Regions from separate parts of the Homo sapiens genome. Here region 2 is linked to region 1. A link is an interaction called in ENCODE POLR2A ChIA-PET data of the cell type or tissue named here. Cell type or tissue: Caco-2. All regions are shown on one strand. Each heading gives the region's core, and the rest is flanking DNA. Links, peaks and the distances in the headings are about the cores only.

Region 1 (2,914 bases), core at 225-2,724:
CATTAAAATTACCATTAGCATTAAAATCGTCTCAAATAATAATGTTTTGCTCTTAAATCAACTTTATTGGATAGTAATATCCAACCTAATCCAATGGTGTCTTTTGGTTAGTGTTTGCCTACTACATATTTTTCCATTCTTTTATTTTCAACCATTTGTGCCTTTGTGTTGTGAATGTATTATCTTAGTAATTCTCCATAAATTTTAACACAAACGTTTCATTTAATAAAATTAAATTTCACTCTATATTGACTGTCTTCTTCAAAAATACAGGGACTTAAAATGTCATAATTCTGACCGCCAACTCAAATTGATCACACTTATGTAGTCATTGATTTATACAGTCTGAAATATTTAAAATATCTTTTTATATAAATATTCATGAATATTATTATTTGAAGTTATTTAGAGTTCATTTCTACTGAGAATTTCAGAGAAAATTTCCATTCTTCTTCTAGGAATCCTGCACTGATGACCAGTGTGAACTCCATTACTATAATATGTTAATTTCTTGGCATGAGGTTTCCAGGACCATGAAAGTAGTGTAAAGAACTCCAAACCCACTTGGGGCAGGTCCACGATAAGATATTTTTTAAGAAGACTCCCCCAGCCCCACCTAGAGCCCAGATCAAAAGAGACAAACTTTCTAGCATTTTATTTTGTGAGAAGCGGATTTACCATACAGTCCCCTGTTTATTAATCAAAAGGCTCCTCTTTCATGGCAGGGTCACAGATCCAATTCCCCAACCCACTTTCACCCCCAGCCTTGTCTTCTGTCCTTGTGCAGTCATTAAAACGGACATTTCTTGTTTACTGAGATGGGCAAATGCCACCAGGAGAGATGCAGTAGTGAGTGACAACATGCTCCTTGGGTATTCAGCTTCCTCTTTATTTACAGCTCCAAGGATATCTCTCACCTGCTTCTAAGTTCAGCTCTGCTGTGATATTATCCAGCATTTCCTGTTGTTTTGGATCAGGAGGATTTTCAGGTTATCTTGTCTATTGGACATCACAAAGCAGTCACAATGACCTTTAGAAAAGGCTTACCTGATCCTGTCATTCCCTTCCTGCTTAAGCCCTTCAAAGACTCGCCTCTGCCCTGAGGATAGACACCTGAATTCCTATTTCAACTTCACATTGCCGGCCTGCCGCTGCCTTCTCCCACCTCACCTCGCTCTAGCAACAGGCCTTTCATGCTCAGTCTCTCTGACATGCCATGCCTCCAACCACCCCATAGACTTGCCCAGCGCTGGGACTTTGCCTGGTAAATTCTCCCCTCCACCTCGCCTTGATGTATGTCATGTCTCTTCATTCCTCAGATGCCGTGTCTGGCCCTAGAGGCTAATGTCCAGCTCCCCACTGCATGTTCTCACCACACCTTCTTTCTAGTACTTACTGCAGTTTATGATTAGTTGCTTAACAGTGTGAGTATCTAACGGATGTCTGTCTTCCCAGCAGCCTCTCGGCATTGTAGCCCTACCAGGCACGTCAGCACCTGGTTCACGGTATCTACTCATAAGGCACTAAAGGAATGCTCATTGAATTAAGATGAATGCAGAAGCTATTAGGATGACCCCTTGATGAAGGGATAAAGGCCTGGATTATGGCTTGACAATGGAATGAGAGGAAAGGTCAGATAGGAGAGAGATTGAGAAAAAAGAATTGACAATGCTTGGTAATTGTCAAACAATTGGATGACAGAATACGTTTAAAAGGGAGCTATATTTCACTGGAAGATATTTGATTATCTACATTTCAGCCACTCTGAGTAACGAGTGTAAGAACATTCAGGTGGAAACCTCCAGTGGTCGTGGGGAATACTGGAATCATGCTCAGGAGATGAATGAAGATCATAGTCATCTGAATCAAGGTGGGTGGCTGATTTTCCACATGGGGATTCAGTTCTTGGGGAAGGCTCTGGGGAGAGAGGAGCGTGGTGCCTGGGGCTGCGTCCTCAGAACCAAGGGGAGGAAAGAAGAAGGGGCCAGAGAAAGACACAGGAAGCAGCCCTAGCAGATGAGAAACAGGGACTGTAAGAGGGTTAAGGAAATGAGGGATAGGTTTCCAACAGGAGAGCTGAGTCCACAATGTCAAAGACTGCAGAAAGGTCAAGAAGAACTATTTCCACATTACACCAGAAGAAGCTTTGCAAGTTCAATTCTGCCATGAATTACCTACCCATGTTCTCCTGTACATCTTCTCAGGATAAACTTTAGAAAGACAGACAAGATAGAGGCATCTACCCTGTGGGGTCCTTCTGAACTAGGAAAAATGTTAACTTCCATTAAATCACTCTAGAAGTTCTCAGAGATTCAAAAATAACGCATGAAGAAATTCGCAGTTATTTTGGGGAAGTTATGTTCTGGAATTATCTAGATGTTTCTGAATGTGTCTTATTCCCTCACCTCCTGTAGCCCACCCCGTAACAGTTGTGCTTTGGAAACTTCTGTGTTGTTTGAGCTATTTTATTCTGGTCACAGACTCATTATTCCAATGTTATTCATATCCCCAGTATCTTACAAATAATATACATCAATCTTATAAATCATACTTTCTACTCATTAACATATGTCTCAGGAAATCACCTGGGATAATTTCATTAACTCTTAGAGTTATTTGGAGAGTAAAAGCCCTATCTAAAATTTAATATCATAAAAACAGACATAAAACATCTCAAATAAAAAAGAAACTTTTATTATTGCTTACATATTTTAAAGAGACAGACACTTTCTGAACAAGTTTAATGATAAAAATATTGAACTTTACTAAGAAGAGAAAAGGAAAAAAAATGTGGTTCAACAGGAAATTATGCATTGTTTACAGCACACCTTTCCAGATTATTCTTACTTTTCATTGCATTTGAGCTCTTTTACAACTCTGTAAATTGACAGTGATGCAAAATAATTATCTATAC
Region 2 (2,914 bases), core at 224-2,723, 1.1 Mb after region 1:
GCCAGCTTGACTTTCTCCTCAAAAAATAGGTTTTTTTTGTCTACTGCATTGTCAGGCTGCAACTTTTCTGAACTTTTATGTTCTGTTTCCCTTTTAAAATGGAATGCTTTCAATAGCACCCAAGTCACTTTTGTTTTTTGTTTTTTTTTTGAGATAGAGTCTTGCTCTGTTATCCAGGCTGGAGTGCAGTGGTGCGATCTTGGCTCACTACAACCTCTGCCTCCCAGGTTCAAGTGATTCTCCTGCCTCAGCCTCCCTAAAATAAATCTCAGTAGCAGAGAGGTCTTATCAGGGGTTCAATGAGGAAGAGGCCTCTGTTCCCTAGGAAGGTATCCTAACAGACTTGGTAGATTTTATGTGTTTCATTTCAAACCCCAAGAGCTGGACTGGAAATATGTTGTTCTTCAATGACTGCCGCTCCAGGGCTCTCAGTCATGTACTAACAGAACATGTACAATTAGGGCTTTATAGCAAAGAAATCAGATGGAAGATTAAAAGGCACATTTATAAAGTTGTTTGCGAAGGGTTGGATGATGTTTAAAAACTTGTTTTTGTAGAATCAGTTTGCTCTTAACCTAGAAAATAACTTTGTTAAAAGGAAAGAGCAAGATTCCTTCCATTATAATTTGCTTTCATACCTTCCCAAACTGGACACCAAAATTTTCAAAGGCCAACTTTGAATTCTTCCAAGGCTTAAAGTCAGTTTCAAGGTAAAACTGAAAAGTGTGGTATGTAATTTCTAAATACAGCCACTAACAATTCCTCCATCCCTACTAAGCGGCTCCTCGTATCAAAAGGCAGGATAAATTTCCCCACCCACTGAAGCTGGGTGGACCTTGTGAATAGCTCTGACCAATCAGAAAGTAGCAGAAATAACTTTCTGGGACTTTTGAGTCTAGGTCTTAAGACAACTGGTGGCTTGCTTCCACTTTCTCCCTCTTGGAGTCCAGCTAGACCAGTTAATAACTAGAGGCCACAGGGAGATGGACTCTGGAGGAAGAGAGGCTCTCCTGGTCATTCCAATCCCAAACTAGCTCTCAGGTTAATGCAGCACATGAGTGAACCCAGCCTTCAGCCCACTAAGTAAAGAACCCAACAGTGCCCAGTCAATCCACAGAATCAGAAAAAAGATACAGGGATCAAAAGCCACTAAGTTTTGGAGTGGTTTATAATGCAGCAACAGATAACTGTAACACCAGGCACTGAACTACTTACTGCACAGAATACTCTCATTATCTGGTTAATGCCTCAAGGTAAGTTCTGGGAAGCTCCATCAAAGTTATACAGCTCCCTAACTTCTTCCCACTCTAGTGTAAACCACTCCCAATGCTGCCTGGATCAACTGCCTCCCATTGGTCTCTCTGCTCCCACTCTTACACCCATACTATCCACTCTCGACACAGAAGCCAGAGTCTTCTAAAAACATAAATTCACTTCCCTTGATCAAAACTCTGACATGGCTTCCTACCATATGTTCAGAATGCAGTTCAAACTCCTTACTTATGACCTGTAGGATCCTGCAGGATCTGGCCCCTGTCACCCCAGTAGCCTCATTAGCCACCAACCCGTTCCCTCTGCCATCACCAGGTTCCAGCCACATACACCAACCCAACTCCTGCTTCAGGGCCTGCGCCTGGGCCTTCCACACTGACCCTTCATCACCCTGGCTCCTCCTTGTGGACTTAGTTCAAGTGCTGCCTCCTCAGAGAGGCCGTCCTGAACCCCCATAGAGCAGTGCTCCTGCCCGCTACTCCTCCCCACGTTCACTCTGCATGATGTAACATCACTGTCCCCGCGTTCACTCTGCATGATGTAATCTTATTTGCCTGGTGAGCTAGTTAATGTCAGCTCCCTGCTCAAGGATGCCCCCTGCCTAAGGACAGGGACCTACTCTGTCTTAGTTCACAGCAGATCCCCTGCTAGAATAGCGCTTGGCACTTTTTTTTTTTTTTTTTTTGAGACGAAGTCTCACTCTGTTGCCCAAGCTGGAATGCAGAGGTGTCATCTCGGCTCACTGCAACCTCCACCTCCCAGATTCAAGCGATTCTCCTGCCTCAGCCTCCTGAGTAGTGGGACTACAGGCACGCGCCAGCATGCCTGGCTAATTTTTGTATTTTTAGTAGAGACGGGGTTTCATTATGTTGGCCAGGCTGGTCTTGAACTCCTGACATCATGATCTGCCCACCTCAGCCTCCCAAAGTGTGGGGATTACAGGGGTGAGCCACCATACCTGGCTTTTTTTTTTTTTTTTTGAGACAGTCTCACTCAGTTGCCCACGCTGGAGTGCAGTGGCATGATCATGGCTCACTACAGCCTTGACCTCCTAGCTCAAGTGATCCTCTCACCTCAGCCTCCTAAGTAGCACATGTCACCACACCTGGCTAATTTTTGTATTTTTTTTGGTAGAGACGAGGTTTCCTCATGTTGCCCAGGCTGGTCTCAAACTCCTGAGCTCAAGTGATCTGCCTGCCTTGGCCTCCCAAAGTGCTGGGATTACAGGTTTGAGCCATGTTTCGGCTCTCGGTGTATGTTATGTACTTGACTTGCATTTGCTGAATGGTAAAGTGTGGGAAAAAAAAGCATCCCAAGGTCAAATAAGTGAGAAAAAATGTTAAATGAGTTTCTTTATACTTCTAATTCTAAACACAATGGAGAGCTAGGAGGGCTGCTTGGTCCCTTTCCAAGCCCATCTGAGAGATGCTACAGACATGAGAGGGAAGGCAAAACACAAGGCTGGGAGAAAGCCCGGGGAGGCGACAGGTGGCTGGGTACGAGTGAGGCAGCAGAGTAGAGAGGGCAGAAAAAGGCTCTGCCCCACAGATGGGTCAGGGGCTGCTTGGTTAAGCCATCTCCTCCCCCGAGCACTTCTCTGGGAGAGGTAGATCGCTGCCAATCAACTTTGCCAGCCACGTAT

What was found. Peaks named below come from ENCODE experiments on the same cell type or tissue, not always from the same donor. Only the 100,000 strongest peaks of a DNase experiment are listed, where the experiment ranks them.
Region 2: POLR2A ChIA-PET joins it to region 1 with 9 read pairs; 1 of 35 experiments calls an interaction of 5 or more read pairs at or near these places.

Annotation. Positions count from the first base shown.
Region 1 is chr20:19,242,833-19,245,746 of GRCh38, reverse strand. The region is part of intron 1 of SLC24A3 (solute carrier family 24 member 3); the gene reads right to left. It overlaps SLC24A3-AS1 (SLC24A3 antisense RNA 1), which reads left to right. Exons shown (of 8, transcript NR_024564.1): 7 at 1,459-1,870. It overlaps LOC124904879 (a long non-coding RNA gene), which reads right to left. Exons shown (of 2, transcript XR_007067552.1): 2 at 2,674-2,914. Among named protein-coding and RNA genes, the nearest start is that of SLC24A3, 32 kb to the right of the region's middle. In Caco-2, for the core only: no CTCF peak of the experiment used is centred there; a DNase peak (open chromatin) is centred at 1,216.
Region 2 is chr20:18,175,344-18,178,257 of GRCh38, reverse strand. The region is part of intron 7 of KAT14 (lysine acetyltransferase 14); the gene reads right to left. Among named protein-coding and RNA genes, the nearest start is that of PET117, 39 kb to the right of the region's middle. In Caco-2, for the core only: no CTCF peak of the experiment used is centred there; a DNase peak (open chromatin) is centred at 1,747.